3 separate regions of the Homo sapiens genome follow, and regions 2 and 3 are each linked to region 1. A link is a loop called in an ENCODE intact Hi-C map of the cell type or tissue named here. Cell type or tissue: IMR-90. All regions are shown on one strand. Links, peaks and the distances in the headings refer to the core of each region. The heading gives the core; the rest is flanking DNA.

Region 1 (7,858 bases), core at 1-5,000:
CTTTCCATGAGTCGAACTGACATTTTCAGGAAGAAAGCACGGCATTAGAAGCCATGTTATAAAGATTGTGGATTCTGGAGTTGAATGGTACTGGTTTTGGGCCCTGGCATTGCCATTCACTGGTTGAGTGACCCTGAGAAACACTTAAAACTTCTTGAACCTCGATTTTCTCACCACTAAAAGTGGGTGATTATTATAGCCATGTTAGAGAATATCTGTGGGGATTAAATGAGATAATGCATTTAAAACACTAAAAATAGTGTCCAGTACTCGGCCAGGCGTGGTGGCTCACCATGGCTAACATGGTGAAACCCCGTCTCTACTAAAACTACAAAAAATTAGCTGGGCGTGGTGGCGGGCACCTGTAGTCCCAGCTACTCCGGAGGCTGAGGCAGGAGAATGGCGTGAACCCGGGAGGCGAAGCTTGCAGTGAGGCAGGATCATGCCACTGCACTCCAGCCTGGCTGACAGAGTGGGACTCTGTCTCAAAAAATAAAATAAAATAAATAAAAAATAAAAATAAAAATAGTATCCAGTACTCAAGATATGCTCAGAAAACATTAACTCTTGTGACTAGTATCAATGTTTTCTTTTTTATTTATGTGGGCTTTACTAGTGTAATATATATATATATATATATATATATATATATATATCTCATATTATATATATATATATCTCATATTATATATATATATATATCTCATATTATATATATATATATATATATATCAGCATTTGTTTTCTTTTAAAAATGATGCATTGAATTATTTTCATGAAAGTCAATTGACAGTTTCCAGGGAATTCTGACATGCAAGAATAAAAACCCCTTCTCAGCAATGGGGCAGACTTGGCTTTGTGTCTTCTTTTAGCCATTGTCCTTCCTGAGACAAGGAATTCTAACAGAAGTAGTTTATTTGGGAGGAGATGCCAGGAAACATCTGTAAAGGAGCAGGGAGATGAGACAGGGAAGACGGCCAACAAAGAGATCCTTACCCAGGCATTTACCATTTTGGGCAACTAGAGCTCAGCCCTCCTGGGGACTTCTGTGAAACCATGGAAAGGATGCCTCAGCGTTGTTTTATCTGAAGCAAGGGAGCTGAGATATTTATGCTCCCAGGGACGTTAAATCCCTGGCATGATGGTCTGCCAAGCATGTGGGGCAGAGCAGGCTCCAGCCACCAGAGAAAACTTCCAGCTGGGAGATCTTGGTGCTGGGAATGGTGAGGGCTGAGGAACAAGAGCTGCCCCACAGAGTCTGTTCCCATCTGTAAGCCTCAATTTCACTCTCTGTAAAATGGGAATATTTAGAGCACCTAACTCATGATATTTTGGGTGATAAAAAACAGATTATGATTATAAAGCACAATAAATGCTAGCTGTCATAGCTACCACTGTGTTTATCCCTCGGACTTCTTGTAACCTCTGCCGTGGGACTGGACATCCTAAAGGTCAGAGTCTATGTTGAGGTCAGATATGGCACAGTGAAGAGCAACGTCTTCTCAATCAAGCAGGGCTGGGTTCAAGTCTCAGCTCTACCTCTGACTGGGGAACCTGGAGCAGTGAGTCAAGCTCTCCTAACCTCAGTTTCCTCTTTTGTAAAATAAAGTAGATAGAACCACTTTACAGGGTTATTGGAAGAGCTAAAAGAGATGTTGCATAAAATCATCTTGAACAGTGTCTCTTCAAGCTTGGAAAGGTGATAAAAATTAATGTTTTCCTAAATTCTCCTTCCTTGGTTAACCACTTGGCTATGAAGATTTTATTGGCTGGGATGAAGAAGGAGGACTAAGAAAAGAAAAGTCAGAGAGAGGAGAACAGGAGGAAGATAAAATGTAGACACACGCTCACATGCACACACACAAAGACACACATACACACACACAGGCAAAGGCCAACTGAAGGGACCCCGTTAGCATATAAACAAAAGGTGGGGGGTAGCCCCGAGCCTCTTCTCTGACAGCCAGTGGCGGCAGTGATGAATTTGTGAAGTTATCTAATTTTCCACTGTTTTAATTAGAGACTTGGGCTCTGAGGCCTCGCAGCTGGCTTCTTTGTGCTGTATTCTGTTGCCTGACAGAGAAAAATGTCTCCTGTAACGTCAGCCAAGCTCTCCGCCAGACCTGAGCAAGCGAAACTTCTGGGATTCATAAACTTGTGGTTTCTGGGTAGAGTGGCGTTTAAACCAGGACTCAGTGGGGAAAGGGCAACATGGCCAGCTCTTCTCCCCAGCGAATCCTCGGAACCAAGGTTGGGGTCCACCATCATCGAAGGGGTGCTGCGGAAAAGGCACGGCCCAGAAAGCCCCCTGAGGATTGTTCTGGGGGTCCTTGATCCTAGTCCATGTGAAATGGAGTCTCCTTGTGGCATGTAATTGAGCCCAGCTTAGAAAGGCCAGTGCTCTGCTTCTCCGAGACAGTGCCTTTGATTGCAGAGTGTGTGATCTGAGTAATTTAATTTATCGCTCATCTTTTGCCAAGTGATCTTTTTACAATGCTGCATTTAATGACTCCACAGCTGGGGTAGAGGCTCTCCTCGCCCTCCCAGCTCTCTGGCTGCTGTCTTCCTGTGACTCACTTTAACAGGAGGCGGGTCAGGAGGTGCAGGAGGAGAGGGCGGTGCGGGAGTCAGGCATACCTAGATTCCTATCTTGCTTGTGCCATGTGGCCGGTGGGCACGGCCTGGGAAGAGTTCCATCCTTGAGCCCGTTTTCTCCTCTGCAGAGTGACAATCACACAAATATTGATTGGATAAGGAAGACACAGGGATTGAATGAGATCATGAATAGCAGAGAGGAAAGGAAATTGCTAACTTAGAAAACAAAATGGCCCCTGTGAGATTCCAATAGGCTTTGGGGAGGAAAATCCTCTAGCTGTGTTACAAATGCTTCACATGGGTCGGGTGCAGTGGCTCGCACCGGTAATCCCAGCACTTTGGGAGGCCAAGGTGGGCAGATCACCTGAGGTCAGGAGTTCAAGACCAGCCTGGCCAACATGGAAAAACCCCATCTCTACTAAAATACAAAATTAGCCGGGCATGGTAGTGCATGCCTGTAATCCCAGCTACTCTGGAGGCTGAGGCAGGAGAACTGCTTGAACCCAGGAGGCGGAGGTTGTGGTGAGCCGAGATCACGCCATTGCACTCCAGCCTTGGCAACAAGAGCAAAACTCCGTCTCAAAAAAAAAAAAGCAACTATTTATTTCCACTCATGTGTCTACAGATTGGGTGGGGAGCTCAGTCAAGTCAGGGTGGACTGGGCAAGGTGGCTCTGCCCAAGGTGCAAGCCCAGTTGGGCGTGACTTCTCACTGGTGGTTGAGCTCAGATGTGCTCCATGTGTTTCCATTCTGGGGCCAAGGCTGAAGGCACATCAACCACCTGGGGAATGATCCTCTGTGGCAATGGCCAAGCAGCAAGAAGGTAAGCTCCACTGCAAACTCATTTCAAACCCCTGCTTATATCATCCCTGCTAGCATGCCATTGGCCAAGTTAAGTACCAAGCCATATTCTCCAAGTCAAGGGATAGGGGAGTCTATGCAACCTACAATGGAGGAACTGAGAAGGTGCAAGGCAAAAGGAGTGGATACAGGAAGGAGAGGGAGATGAGAGTTGGGTCAATGCTTGGATCTACACGTATTCACATTTCACAGAAGAGAACACTGAGCTACAGAGAGACTAAGTAATTTGCCCCAAGTTGAAAATCTGGTAGAGAAGAACCGGGGTCAGCAAGTGTCCTGTTTCAATTATACCTCGTGATAGAGCTGGACAGTTGCTATTCTGGTGTCAGGTTTAATCGTACAGACAGGAAACATGGACCCCAGATGTGATGATGGCATTGCCTTTGTGCTGCCTCACACCAAAATCTGATAGCAGAAATGACAGCATCAGAGATGAGTCTGGTAGACTCTGGCAGACGTTGCTGGTTGTCAGCCCACCATCCAATCCCCCTTCTTACTTGCTGACAGAACCCCAGTTTTTTGCAAGTATTATGGGGAGGCAATGTGGACGGAAGAATGAATGAATGGGTGCATGAATCCTCGTTGGTCTAAGCCATTCATGGCCGTCCTGTTCTTTTCTGATGTGGTCATTGAGACTTCTGGCCAATGAGAAATAATGAGAATTCTAATGGAACAGGAAGATGTCTAGTAAATACTTTCCTGATAAAGAAAGATTGTGAGGAGTAGTACAATCTATCCCCTTCTTCCTGCTTGTGAAGCTGACTCATAAAGATGTGACAGCTGCCTTCCATTCATAAGGGAGATGTCACAGTACATGAGCAGATGGGAAAGATGAAAAAGATCTTGAGTCGCGAATGATATATGCTCAGATGCAAATTCCACCAGGGCAAGGACTGTGTTTATTCACTGCTCTACCCCAGTTCCTATACTGTGTCTCAACATAAGACACTCAAAAACATTTTGTTGCATGAACGAGTCAATGAATCACTAAACTTTTGAACCAAGCCTGGGACAACCTACCTCAGGTTTCTTTTTAAGTGAGATAATAATCCTCCTACTTAAGCCACATTTTTGGATGTTGTGTTCCCTGCAGCCCAGAGCTTCCTGGAAGTACATCTGGGAATATTCAGAGGTGAGTCTGGAGAATGGACATAACAATATCTACCAAACTCAACAATCCTCACCATGATGCTTAAGGAAAACAAAATGGCCTAGTCTATTCAAGTCCACCTCGATTCCAGAGAGCTCTGAAATGTTGCCTGATTCTTCCCAGACTTCAAGCACTTACTTGAACACTCCTATTATGATGCCCATTTTGCAGAAAAGGACATTGAGGCTGGCTGGGTGAGATCAGCTAATGTACATAAAGTCCACAGCTCAAAGGGGTGAAGCTGTAAAGTGCTTCCTACATGTAAAGAGGGACAAGTGGTCAAGAGACTGGTGTCAGCTCCACTGAGGCTCTACATTTCACCGGGAACTCATCCCACTGGGCACCATGTTTTCACCTGCACCAAAGGGTGGGCTCTGGGAGGAAGTCCCCCCTGGTTCCCTCCAAGGGGAGACAGCAACAGACTGTGAGAAAGGGCCAGTGCAGGAGGCGGTGGGCATCCCTGCAGGGCTGGATATTGAAACATTTCCATAAATAAAATTTAGTTATTTTAATCTAAATAGGCCGGGCACGGTGGCCTATTTAGGTGGCCTCCAGCCAGCAGGAGGAACATCCTGAGGACAGGAGCTGGGAGCTGCTTGGGTTGGTTCCCTGATCAGCAGGGATGACGAGAAGCTTCTGGCAGGTCTGAATTGAGAGAAGAAAATGGGTGAGGGAGAGACAGAGAAAAGCAGGATGACCCTGACAACCCCACTAGGTCCCATTCTCAGCCCTGGAAGCCTCGCCAAAAGGCAGTTGTGGTAGGAAGACCCCAGCACTTTGTGTCAAGGTGGACTGAGAGAGGATCACTGGCTCTGATGTCTACCCCTAGGTGCCCTGGGCAACTCATCTCTGAGTGTCACTTTCCTCATGGAGGTGGAATGGAACCCATGGCCAAAGGAGGACTAAACCATCCTTCTGTGTGAACACGTGGCTTGGGTCCTGGCACCTGGGGAGTGCTCAGTGACTGAAGCCTGCTGGTCTACCCACGTCATCCCTCAGCCCATGCTAACTCTGACTCCTCTATGCCCACTGCCAGCACAGCCTGCATGCAGGCACCTCCCGCCGACACCCCAGGCATCCTTGCCCGACTGCTCCCCAGCCTCGTTCCCAGCCCTGGCGTTCTGCTGGCCCTGCGTTCAAGGGTGGTGTTCCTGATGTTCATCTACTGCTGTGGCATAGACAAGGGCTCCCCAGAGACCCCTCCTGTAGCAGGCATTGGAACCCACACTTTAGGGGCCAAAGTGTCCAAGGTGGCAAAGGAGGAAAGTGTGTAGAAAACTCAAGGCAAAAGCTATGCACCGGCCGGCCTGGAAATGTTTCAATATCCAGCCCTGAGCACAGCTGAACTGATGCGTGCAGGCTGTCAGACCCGATTGACTGTAGTGAATTCTCATAGTCCCTGCCTGGCTCACCAATTTCCCCATGAGGGAAATTGCCCTTCCCAACCTTAAGGCCACACAATTCAGTGGGACTGCCTCACCTCCAGCCCCAAGGTAGCCATGGGTCACAGTGATGGTATACTCAGGCCACTCCAAAGACAGTCAAGCTTGGAATACTTGGAGGACCTTGGGAGATCACCGAGCTGGTAGGATAACTAGAATTGCCAGTCGTCATGTTTGCCACCTTGGGAAGGGACTGGGTGGGGATACCTTTCTTCGGAGGAAAATAAAGGTTAGAGAAGGAGAGAGACAGCTTGCTGATCACATCGTGACATCTGGATCCAGCCAGACCTGAAGCTGTGCCCTGATGTCATCTGTCCAGCTGAGCCAATCATTCCATTTTTCAAGTGCCTCCTGCATTTGCAAGCAACCAGGACTTCACTGACAGTGGCTAGCTCCCTCCAGGTCCGTTGTCAGAGGAGCAATCAGAGCAGCTTCTGCTGGGCTGAATCCTGCTCAGTGGGTAAAGCTCATTCTTCCCCACAGAAGCCCCTCAAGCTAAGATACTTTTTCCAATAAAACCTGGGGCAGGGGAGTGGGCAATTCTGACACGCCCCTTTTCCTGTTTCGTTTAAGCCCATCTCTTTGCAGAGTCCTGCAGGCGACCATGATAAGGCTGGCAGCTGGATATAGGGCAAATGCTAAGCCTCTCCCCTTTCCAGTGACATGCCTAATTAAAATTGAGGCCTGAGGCCCTTGGACTTGAGAACATTAACCATGTCCCACTATCGGATGGGGGAGTTCACACACGTCCCACCAGGAATGCACAGAAATCGCGGTTCCGGGAGCTGGGGCATTCAAGTTCACCATCTGTCCCAGGGGCTGTTCTGAAATCAACCCCCAACCCACTTCCCTCTCAGGGGCTGGTTGAAGGCACTTTCTGCCATGGGTGTGATATGTGGCATGACAAGGGTCTTTGTGGAAAAGGATGTTAACAGAGAGAAGCACAGCCAACCTGCATGGGGGCACGCTTCATGCTTCCCTAGCATCCGCTGGCTCGTTCTCTCGCACTCTCTGTCCTTCTCTCTGCCTTGGTCTCTGTCTCCTTTCCTCTCTCTTGTCTCCCTCTTTTCATGTGTTTTTCTCTCTCTCCACTTCACACTGTCCCCACCCTTCCCTATCTTGCACCCTTTCTGTTTCTGTCTTTCTGCTTCACCCTGTCTCCTTATCAATACCTGTAACTTGTCTGGGTGTCTGCCTGTCTGTCCCAGATTCTCTCTCTCTGGTTCCCTGTCTTCTCTTTCCTTATTATTCCTGCTCCCTACTCTCTCTCAACTGCCTCCCTTTCTCTCCCCCCTTCTCTCTCTCTCTCTCTCTCTCTCTCTCTCTCTCTGTTGCTCTCCTGCCTCTTTGTGTCCCATTTCTCTCCCCCAGTCAACTCTGTCTCTTTCTCCTGAAGCACCCATATCTCCCTCCTATCTTCTTTCTTTCCTATTTTCTTTCCCCCTTTTCCATGTAATGATCAACCCTGTGAAAACCTTCAACCAGAACAGGCTGAAGGGCCCAATCCTTGGGTCCCCATGCTGAGCCAAGTCATGCCCAAATGGTGCAGAGGGGATCAAGAGCCTTGGCTTATGGTCCATCTTGGCTAGTCTGTTCAGTTCTGACAAAGCCTCCCTTCTGGCATGACAGGAAGGTCTCCCGAGCATTCAGGAAACGGGAGCCTGCAAATATTGCAGGGTTCAGAAGCTGCTTCTGTTGGACCTCAGGGCTGCCATTTCAGCCTCTTCCTGTCTCCGTAGCCACCTGCAGGGCCTTCAGTGCTTCAGCTCTGGGGGCTCAGCTGCTGAGTGTCCACGCTGGAGGCTGGGCT
Region 2 (5,000 bases), core at 1-5,000, 170 kb before region 1:
CGAAGGGCCCGAGGAAGACCACCCACGACGGGCAGAGCTTTCCTCCATTTAATTTTAGTCTCAGGATGTAAGTTTGCAATTTCATCACAATAAAAAAAAAAAAATGAGGCTGGCCTTTTCTACCCCAGGCCTGTGTGCCCTCCCTCCCTGATGAGGCAGATTAAAGAGTTGCCCAAATGTCTCCAAGAACTGCACGACTTCCTAGGGGAGGACTATGGAACAGTTTCGCAAGAAGATGCGCAGGACTGTCCTTCTAAGTTACGTTCCAAATGGGTTAGATCAGAAGAGACGCAACTAAGCCATGTTCTTTTCATAAATACCAGTAAATTCCTCGGCGGGCACCAGAAGAACCACATGATTTCTTCAGAGACTAGAACACAGATGTAGACCGATGCGGTGTTCTAGGGGGCACACCTGCAAAGACCCCAAATTCTTCTAAGACACCATTTCATTGTCCCTTCATATGTGACCTCTATGTATGGAATGTTTAAGTGTTGTATTTTTTCTTTCTTTTCTTTCTTACTCTTTTTTCTCTAAATTTTGTAGTCCAAGTCTAAGATACACACACACTCACACACACACACACACATGCTCACACACTCAGGCACAGGCTGTCAGTACTTTCCCTTCCCCAGCTTCCAGAGTTTTCCCCTTCTTGGTCTTTTGGGAAATGTTGCAACAGGGTTTGACCATAATGAGATTCAAGTGCACAATGTGGCCCCAGGATCTCTTCTGGTTTCCATGACCTAACTTCAGTTTTGTCTTCCTTCTTCATGCTCTCTCTCCTTTTTAGCTTGCTTTCTTTCATTCTTCAGAGTGGTGGTACATTTCTTCCTAGAGAAGATAATTTTCCACTCTACCTTCAGTTAGAACATTGGGAGAGAGGAATAAACCTGCTTGTCTAGCCCTTAAACCCACAATTTGTAAGAAAATGGTCTAGTTGAAGGAACAGCAGTTGAAATGAATTCAGACATATAAAAAGATGCTCTGTCCCATTTATGGAAGAAAACATGAATCCCAACCACAATGAGACAGTTTCCTCAATACCTCAGAGCTGAGTGCGCACTTTGCCCACTGCATCACCCGAGGGGGCCCAGCTGCCTGTGCTGGTATTGGACTAGCCGACGTCAATATGTGTGCTGCAGTGGGCGGTGGGATTGGTGCTCTCACACATTGCTAGCTGGAGTGGGATCCAGCACAACCCCTTTGGAAAGACATTTGGCGATACTATCAAAATGAAAAATGCATTTACTCTTGGACTCAGCCACTCCACTTCTGGGAATTCATCTCACATTACAGCATGCACGCACGCTTAGAAGCAGGCATCAGCTTATTTATTCATTGCAGCATTGTTTTTGGTAGCAAAAGTTTGCAGATAAACTAGATGCTTGTGCACAGGAGATGAGTCAAATAAATGATGGTATAACCATCCAATGCAAAATGGTGCAGCCATTAGAAGTCAAGAAGCAGACGCAAAATCTGCACCTGGAACCATCAGAGTGACACGTGGCAAAGTGGAGACCTTTGTGTTGTGGAAGGGCATGTGTACCGTCGACTCACCGTAGATGAGTTGAGTGAAGCTGGGGAAGTGATTTAACTGTTCTCTCTGGGCCTCACTTTACTCCTTTGTAAAATGGGGTAGTAACAGCATCCACGCCATAGGGCTGTTGAAGAGATTTCATAAATCAATGTATGTTAAACAGGACAGTGCTTGGCATGTAGCAAGTGCGGCATAATTATTAGTTATCATTATCATCACTGAAAATAAATCATCTATGTGTTAAAACAGGCATAGAATATCCCTGGAATGATACCCCAGAGCCACAGGTACTAGGGATTGCCATTGCCATTGTTAGGGAACCCGAAAGACTGACAGACAGGATGAGGTGGAGGAAGACTTACTTACATTTAACTTGTGTCTTTGGAGTTTCTACCTAGTGTCTGTATTCAGAATTTTTGAACATGTTAATGAAAATTAGCAACATGAAGAATTGTACAGTGAGCATCGATGTACTTATCATCTAGTTTCTGTAATTGCCATGTTGGTCTGTTTAGTTTAACACACGTCTATCCCTCCATCCATCCAGACGTCCGTCAATACACTTTGATGCCTTTCAAAGTAAGCTGTAGATCTCAGAGCCCATCCTCCCAAACACTTCTGTATGTGGATCATTAGCCAGACTTTCGTATTTGTTTATGGGCTTTCCTTGTTAGGTAAAATGTATATAGAGTCAAATGCAGACATGTAGTATACTGTTTGATGGTTTTGACAATGAATTGTCTATTCAAAATTTAATTATCAACAAATGACATGTGACATGTGGATACCTTTATACGAGAGAGAGAGAGAGAGAGAGAGAGAGAGAGGAAGAAACTGAGACAAACCAAAATAGTATTTTGAACTCACTGAGAATGAAAAAAAACATCATGAGCCAATGTGATAACTTATCAGGTGGAGAAGGATTTACAAGTGATCAAGATTTTTGCAGACAGGTCGCAGTCATGCGCTGTTTCTGTTCCCGGAGGGCAGTCTCCTTCTGGAACCTTCGCAGCTAGCTTCTCAGGCAGGAGGCATGGCGGCTGAAGTCGGGGCTGCTGGTCTCCCCCTGCAGGGATTTGAATCCCAGTCCCTCCTCTCACGAGCTGCGTCAGCTTGGAGAAGTTACTTAGCTTTTCCGAGCCTTCGCTTCTTCATCTGGGAGGGTTGCTGCTTCCTGCTTCTCGGCTTTGTGGGGAGGATTCTGTGAGCTAAAATACATGGCACGTTTAGAACACCTGGCACCTGGCGGTCCTTAAATGCTGTCTTTTGCTATTAATCACATACCTCCCTATCTCTGCTTTTAAAAAAATTGAATAGAAGAAGCCAAACGTGCAAGGTTAAGAGCTTTTCATCCTCAAGGAAAAAACTTCATCTCTCCCTGCAGCTTCTCTGTCCTCCCCACCCTGCAAAAAGCCGGGGAAATGAATCAGCCTCCAGCCTCTTGCTTTTTCTAATTCTTTGATTACTGCATGATTGCAGCATCCACTCAGTCTGGGGCTAAAAAATCGAAAGAAAACAAAAATTCTTGAGCCATTTCCAGATACCGAATCTGACTCAGTGTTGGCAAAACCTACAAAATGAGTGACCAAGAAGGATAAACAAGTTTAGGTAAACACTCTATAGACTGATTCATGATTTAAGTACATCAGTTAGCATTTAGCTTCATTTACCATCGTGTTTTAATGTCATTAAGAATGTAACTTCTTAGAAAAACTAAGAGAGTCTGTTTTTAGCCCAGACATGCAATTAAGGGAATTAGTAACGTGATACATCATCCTCAGGAACTCTGATATAGTAAGAAATCTCGTGCAACCCTTTATAAAGACGTTCTTACAACCGACGCCAGAGTTCACGGAGTTTCAATGTGAGGGCAGCAGGGAGCAGGAAAAAAAAAGGAAAAAGAAAAAGAATGAAATTACTGTCTTGCTCTGAACAGCAGTAAGAAAGGGTCTGGAATCGTGTGCAGATATTAAATAGCATAAAATAGGGGTCCATTCTGGAGAATTAAGTCATTTTCTGTCTGGAACACAACTGTGTTCAAGCCTCCCTGGCTCCATCTTTGCAGAGGTTCATGTGTGTGAGACTGGGCTGGAGTTGGGAAAGCAGAGAAAGGATTTTTTTTTCTTTCCTTTTAGGGATTTTGACAGAGAATTCGTTTTCTGACAAGCTTTGGGAGTTTAGTTACAATTTCTGGGAGCTTGGGATCATCGAGGTCAGGGCTTCTCCACCTGGGCACTGCTGATGGAGAATCTGGGCTGTCCTGTGCGCTGCAGGATGTTGGGCAGCATCCCTGGCCTCCACTCACCAGGTGCCAGTAGCACCCCCCTCATGGTGATGACACCACTGAATGTCCCTGGGGGCAAAATCACCCTTTAGTGAGAACCACAGCTCTTGATGAATCTGTGTGTTTCGCAGATGAGGAAACTGAGTTTCAGAGAGGGTAAGCTCGAGTGAGACCCAGGAGCAAAGTACAGGGGAGGAGGTGGCACGGAGCAGTGGCAAATCAGGGTGTCAGGACCAAAGCCCAGACCCTCCACTCCATTCCTGGGCAATCAGGTTGCAATTCTCAGTCTCCCTAAGGAGCCTGTCCTTTTGGACCCAACCAGGAGAGTCACAGGCCCTGCCCTGGGGGAAGGAAAAGGATGCAATGACTTTCTGCATGTGGGACACCTTCAGGACACCCTGCACACTGCACATTGTGGGCACACAACAAATGTGACCCATTTCTCTGAACAGAAAGCCATGGGGCGGGGATGTTGAAGGCACTGATTTCAGAGTCCAACGTCTGTGTTCAAGGCCTTTCTCGGGTCTAGCCCGGAAAGATTAACAGGAGTGTTCTACAACTCAGTTCCTCATCTCCAAAATGGGGGTGTCTGTCACAGCAGTACCCCTCTCACGGTTCTCCTTCGGGAGACTCAAACAAAATAATGCACTTAAAACTCTCAGCTCAGTGCTCTACACATGGTCAGGGTCAAATGTATTTAGCTCTTATGACTGTTATTGTTGCTGTTACCATTGGTGTTGCTGTTGTTGGTGATGGTGATGGTGTTGGTGTGTTAGTGTTGTTGGTACTGTTGGTGTGTTGGTAGTGATGGTGATGGTGTTGGTGTTGCTGTTGTTTTTGGTAGTGACGGTGTTGCTGTTGGTGATGATAGTGTTGTTGTGCTGGTGTTGGTGCTGGTGATGTTATTGGTAGTGATGGTGTTGTTGGTGTTGAGGGTGATGGTGTTATTGGTGTTGGTGATGGTGTTGTATTGGTGTTGATGATGGCAATGTTGGTGATGATGATGTTGATATTAATGATGTTGATATTATTGTAGTTAGTAGTGATAAAGTTGTTGGTGTTGGTGGTGATGGTGTTGTTATTGGTGTTGTTGATGATGATGATGTTGGTGGTGGTGGTAATGGTGGTAAGGATAAAGGGCAGGGGAGGGGAATGCAGACCTGATGCTAGGGCCAA
Region 3 (5,000 bases), core at 1-5,000, 140 kb before region 1:
GCAGGGGGAGGGCAGGAGAAACTAGAGTGTGGACTAGCCCTTCCTCATTTTCATACCACTTCATTCAGCCTCATTGATGCTGGGCAGGATTCAAGGCTCAGCTCCTACTGTGCTTTGCTGATATATAGGGTGAAGTGAGGAGTGAGGAATGCCCACTAGCTCCACCTTACACTGTTGAATTCAGTCTATTTCCTTCCAGATGGGAATGGAGGTTTAGCTCGCCACTCAGCCCACCAATACCACCCCAACAGAGGAATCAGAGCATGCCTGCTTCTGCTGGATAGGAAATGAAAGGTTAGGTCACTGTTTGGCTCAGTTGACACCACTGGGTGGGAGACCTGGAAGGTTGTAGAGAAAGAAGGAGCGTTTCCGTTGGTTTTGGTTGGCTGGAGCATGGTGGCTATGGTCATCAAGGTTTTCAGTTCTGTTAATCCACACTTTTCCTGGTATGTTGACTGGAGAAAACAGGCTTTCTTAGGATGATTTTTTTGTCTGGGCCTGTTGATGGTTTGGGGCTCTGGGCTTCTCCAGCACCCTGTATGAGACAGATGGGACTCAATATGGAAACTCAGGAAACTTTGTGCTGAGTCATCCCTTAAGTCCCGAGATTCCTAAGCAGCCTGCCGTCTCCAATCCACATTTCAGAGTCTTTGCATGTTTGTTGTGCTATGTTCAGGGTTTTTAGTTATAAGAGGTAGGGATTGGAGGAATGGAGCTACTCCATCTTGGCAGGAACCAAGTCTCCTCAGAGGGAAAAGTCGAACTCAAGCCTATCCTACTTTCATAACCCCTGCCTTTTCAACCTTGCTTCCCCACCCAGCTGCCTCCATTATCTTTGCTGTAGGAACATTCGCCAACATGACCCTCAGTGTCAAATTCACAGCTGCACTTGGGACCTTCTAGCATAAGATATGTTGACCTTCTCCCCAGCCTTCCTCAGTTAATCATGGTTGAGAAGACTCACTGGGCCGCTAGTGTATTATCTCACATTCTTCTGGGGAATAACCTCCAAGTCTTTTCCCAACTGAAGGTTGACTCAAAGCGTGGGCCATCTAACCACTAACTCAGGAGGCCTCAGCAGCCATCTGACCCAAGGTTTCTTCACACGACACTTCACGTTCATTTTCCATTATTTAGTCCTCTCCTGAAGAGACACTCAGGAGAGAGGCATTTTAATCCCTCTTTGCTCTATGACTTCTTGGGTGGCCCAAGGAAAATAGATCAGCACATACTAAAAACCCTCAATCTCCTCATTCAGGAAGAGAACAAACATGTGGAAGAGAGTAGCTCCAGGCGCACCCAGGTCTCAAGAGGCCAGGAGGTAGCAGGAGAGGTAACAAGAGCCAAAGGTCAAGGTCACTTCTCTGGTGGCTTGCTATTTGGTAGTAAATTACAGAAATAGACGGTAACAGGCACAAGACGTCTCTTTCTGCCTGATTTTTCCATACAAAAGCTATATGTTCTGCAGAGAAATTGAGTGTTACATCAATGAATACAACTAAAAATTGATAAGAGCTCCCCAACCACCCCCATTTGTAATATGGAGATAATAACAGCACCCACCTCACAGCACTATTGTGGTTAGATGGCATCACGTGTATGAACTGATGTGCCTAGTGCCTGGCCTAGTAGTAAACTTCACATAATAATCATCCTTATATTTAGAATTACTGTTTCCTTAATCTTTTTTTTATTTTTATTTTTATTTTTTTTGAGACAGTCTCACTCTGTCACCCAGGCTGGAGTGCAGTGGTGCAATCTTGACTCACTGCAACCTCTGCCTCCAGGTTCAAGTGATTCTCTTGCCTTAGCCTCCTGAGTAGCTGGTATTAGAGGCATGCACCATGATGCCTGGCTAATTTTTGTATTTCTAATAGAGATGGAGTTTCCCCTTGTTGGCCAGACTGGTCTCGAACTCCTGACCTCAGGTGATCTGCCCGCCTCGGCCTCCCAAAGTGGTGGGATTACAGTCATGAGCCACCACGCCCGGCCCCTTAGTCTTTCATTCTACCAGTTTTCCTTTTGGTCATCCATCAAAGCTATTACAGAACAATTTTTTTCAAATACAGATGAGAGTCTTTGTACAGTTTCTTTCAGTTCTAAATCCCTATGACTTCAAATTCATTTTTCCACATTAAATTTGGGAAAAGGGGCAGCATTTGGAAAGTCCCATGGAAGACCAGAAACTGGAAGTTATAAAATCCTGAGCCATGACATCAGGATGTGGCAGCATTGTTTACACGAGGGATTGTCTCTTCCAGTAACCGAGGCCTCCCAGTCATCAACAATAGAGGCCAAAGGAGGTAAAATTATACAAATCTGGAAACCAAGACTTGATTTTCTCCTAGTTAGTATTTGAAATTGGGCTTAAGACATTGGTACAGCCAGGGAAATATTCAAAGCATCTTTTAGCTCACCCCTAAGGCAGCTTTGGATTTTGTCCGAGAATGGTCTGGTGTGAAAAGGAAGGAGGTTCTTAAGGACCTGAAAAATGCCTGAACTTAACTGAAGAAGTTGGAAATTTTTATGAACTGAAACTGTGCTTGTGATTATACAGCTTCCCTGAGGCCTCCTGTGAGTGGGGAATGCCAGTTCTATCCCTTTTAGTGATTGCACAGAAAGAGAAATATTTGGCTATTCACGTTCCTCTTCCATCGTGGCCACTTCCAAATCTCTGTATTCCATCTTGACTATCTCTTGGAAGTCTTGCTGCTATTGTATGTCACCACAATGGATGGATTCCACTATTTTTCCTCTACCAGCAAGAGGGCCTTTAACCCTGGTCCCATCATCTTCCTCTTCACCCCATCTCCAGCACCCATGGATAAGCCTTCCAATTTGTGGGCCTCCCAAGGACCTGGCCATCCCAATTCTGGTACTCTTTGCCTAGTATTTAAGTTTAGGTTGGGTTGCCTGTGTGTGATATGAGAGTGTGGAATCAACCTTTGTCTGGTCTAAGCCACTGTTAATTTGGGTCTCTGTTATTAAGCAGAAGCTTCTTCCTGAATATTACAAATGAGAGCCTGTTCCCTGCTAGCAAACAATAAGACCGAGAGAGGAAATGGCCGTGAGTTGACCTACGTGGGCAAGGGAACAGATGACTTCGCAGAATTCCAGTGTCCTCAAGCTTGGCATGCAAATGGTCACCACACCTGAAGGGCCAAATGGACAGGAAGAATGGGCATCTCAGTGCACATCAACTTCAAGGGCAGGTGGAATTCCCTCTGACACTTAGTGCCACATGAATCTAACAGCTCTCAGATATTACCCTAGCAAAGGTGAATGGAAGACCCCAGAAGTGATTGTGATTTAGTGAAACAGAAGCTCAAATTTGGGGTGAGGTTAAGTTATAAAAAAAATTAAGACATATTTAATGCACAACCAAAATTTGGACTAAGAAGGCAAGGCTTAGTGTCAGTATCCTCTTCCCTCTCACCCTCGCCCACAGTAATCACAGATGCCACCTTTATTCAGGTGAGTCCTATACCCCTCTTCTGTAGCTCCTCCTACACCCTCAGATTCCAGAGCTGCAAAACGTTTCACCGCAAAGGGATCTTCATTTTACAGAAGAAGAACCTGAGGATGGAGAGGGTCTGGAACTTGAAATTAAGCTGAGTTCCTACCCAGAGCTGTCACTGCTTCATCACTCACCTCTACAGCTCCATGGGGACTGAGGGATATTTACAGATGGGGGCAAAACTGGTCAAATGCACCCAGCTGAGTCAGGTGGTACAGGGCACCTTCTGAAATGTAGATAAATCTGTTTCAGGGAATTACTAAACTAGGGTGCTGGGAAGATTGCTTCATTCACTCAAGGGACATTGTTACCTTAGACAACTGGAGACTATAGGGCCCATGGCACACCCTACAGTCAATTACTCAATTATTTTGCTAATAGGTGATGTAGGTGAAAGTCAGTTATTTCTATGCAGACAAAGTGAGGGAGAGATTCAACAATTATGTAAAAAATCTCAGAATAAGCAACATCTTTGGATATGTTAAGGGGGAGCAAATGACCAACAACCATCCTTTTTCTGGATATCAATAAATGTAAGTTTAAATTACCCAGATGTTTGAATCTCTGTCTATGTGTGTATTATCTAGCCATCTATCCACCCACCCAACCATCCATCTAGCTAGCTAGCTCTATCTAGCTAGCAGCTCTGGAATCTGAGGATGTAGGAGGAGCTATCCAGCTATCTAATGTATCTATTATCTGTCTATCTATATCAATCTATCTATCTGTCTATCTATCTACCTATCTATCATCTCTATAAACCAGATGAAGCTCCTCCATCTCTGTCTTGCTAAAAACCAAAAACAAAAACAAATTTCCTTAAGTATCCCTCACAGAGGTGACTCCAACACCACCACGGAAACAAATCCTCATTAGTCCAAGCCAACCATGTAGGTCCACTCCCCCAATCAATGGTTTAGCAATGGCCATGTGACCTACTTCTGGCCAACGAGACATGGGACATGATTCTCTTATTGAATGAAGGTGATATAAGAGAAGGAGGTTTCCTTCTTGCTCCCTGTCCTGGAACTGCTGCAGCCGTTGTGACCAACCTGAGGATGGAGCCAAGAGTGAAGAGGTGGAAAGATGGAAAGAACATGGTTCCTTGATGATATTGTAGAATGCTGCAATCCACCAGAAACCTGAGCCAACTTGAGAACCCGCACCACTTCTGGACTTGCCTTGTATGACATTATACATTTCCTTATTGTTTAAGCTAACTGAGGCCAATCAGCCTAAGGCTTCTTAAGTGATGTCAGTGTACTGTGGAATAACCTAGTATTTCCAACATTTTAGTCATTCAGTTTCCACCTTTCAGATGCTTTCTTATCTATATACCTCCTGTGATAGATATTATTTGAGCTGATCAATATTTCTATTCTTTTCTGGACATATGAAAGACTTCATTTCCCAGTACTCTTTGCAGGTGACCTGGGCCACGTGACTAGTTCTGGCCAATGGGGTTTGTGGAAAGGTGATGTGT

What was found. Peaks named below come from ENCODE experiments on the same cell type or tissue, not always from the same donor. Only the 100,000 strongest peaks of a DNase experiment are listed, where the experiment ranks them.
Region 2: it touches region 1 in a loop (6-fold over the local background); 1 of 110 quality-filtered maps calls a loop at or near these places.
Region 3: it touches region 1 in a loop (3.0-fold over the local background); 1 of 110 quality-filtered maps calls a loop at or near these places.

What each region holds. Positions count from the first base shown.
Region 1 is chr16:86,394,585-86,402,442 of GRCh38, forward strand. No RefSeq gene overlaps it. Among named protein-coding and RNA genes, the nearest start is that of LINC00917, 53 kb to the left of the region's middle. RefSeq lists enhancers at 1,897-2,536, 2,341-2,940. In IMR-90, for the core only: no CTCF peak of the experiment used is centred there; DNase peaks (open chromatin) are centred at 2,107, 2,537 and 4,257; H3K4me3 peaks cover 267 bases; H3K27ac peaks cover 3,558 bases.
Region 2 is chr16:86,220,110-86,225,109 of GRCh38, forward strand. It overlaps LOC124903744 (a long non-coding RNA gene), which reads right to left and starts at 2,963. Exons shown (of 3, transcript XR_007065165.1): 1 at 2,825-2,963; 2 at 2,408-2,748; 3 at 1-1,664. In IMR-90, for the core only: CTCF peaks have their summits at 2,585 and 4,222; DNase peaks (open chromatin) are centred at 242, 1,182, 2,652, 3,072 and 1 weaker place; H3K4me3 peaks cover 1,533 bases; H3K27ac peaks cover 4,210 bases.
Region 3 is chr16:86,256,601-86,261,600 of GRCh38, forward strand. All of the region lies in intron 3 of LINC01081 (long intergenic non-protein coding RNA 1081), which reads right to left. Among named protein-coding and RNA genes, the nearest start is that of LINC01081, 27 kb to the right of the region's middle. In IMR-90, for the core only: no CTCF peak of the experiment used is centred there; a DNase peak (open chromatin) is centred at 2,301; H3K27ac peaks cover 3,767 bases.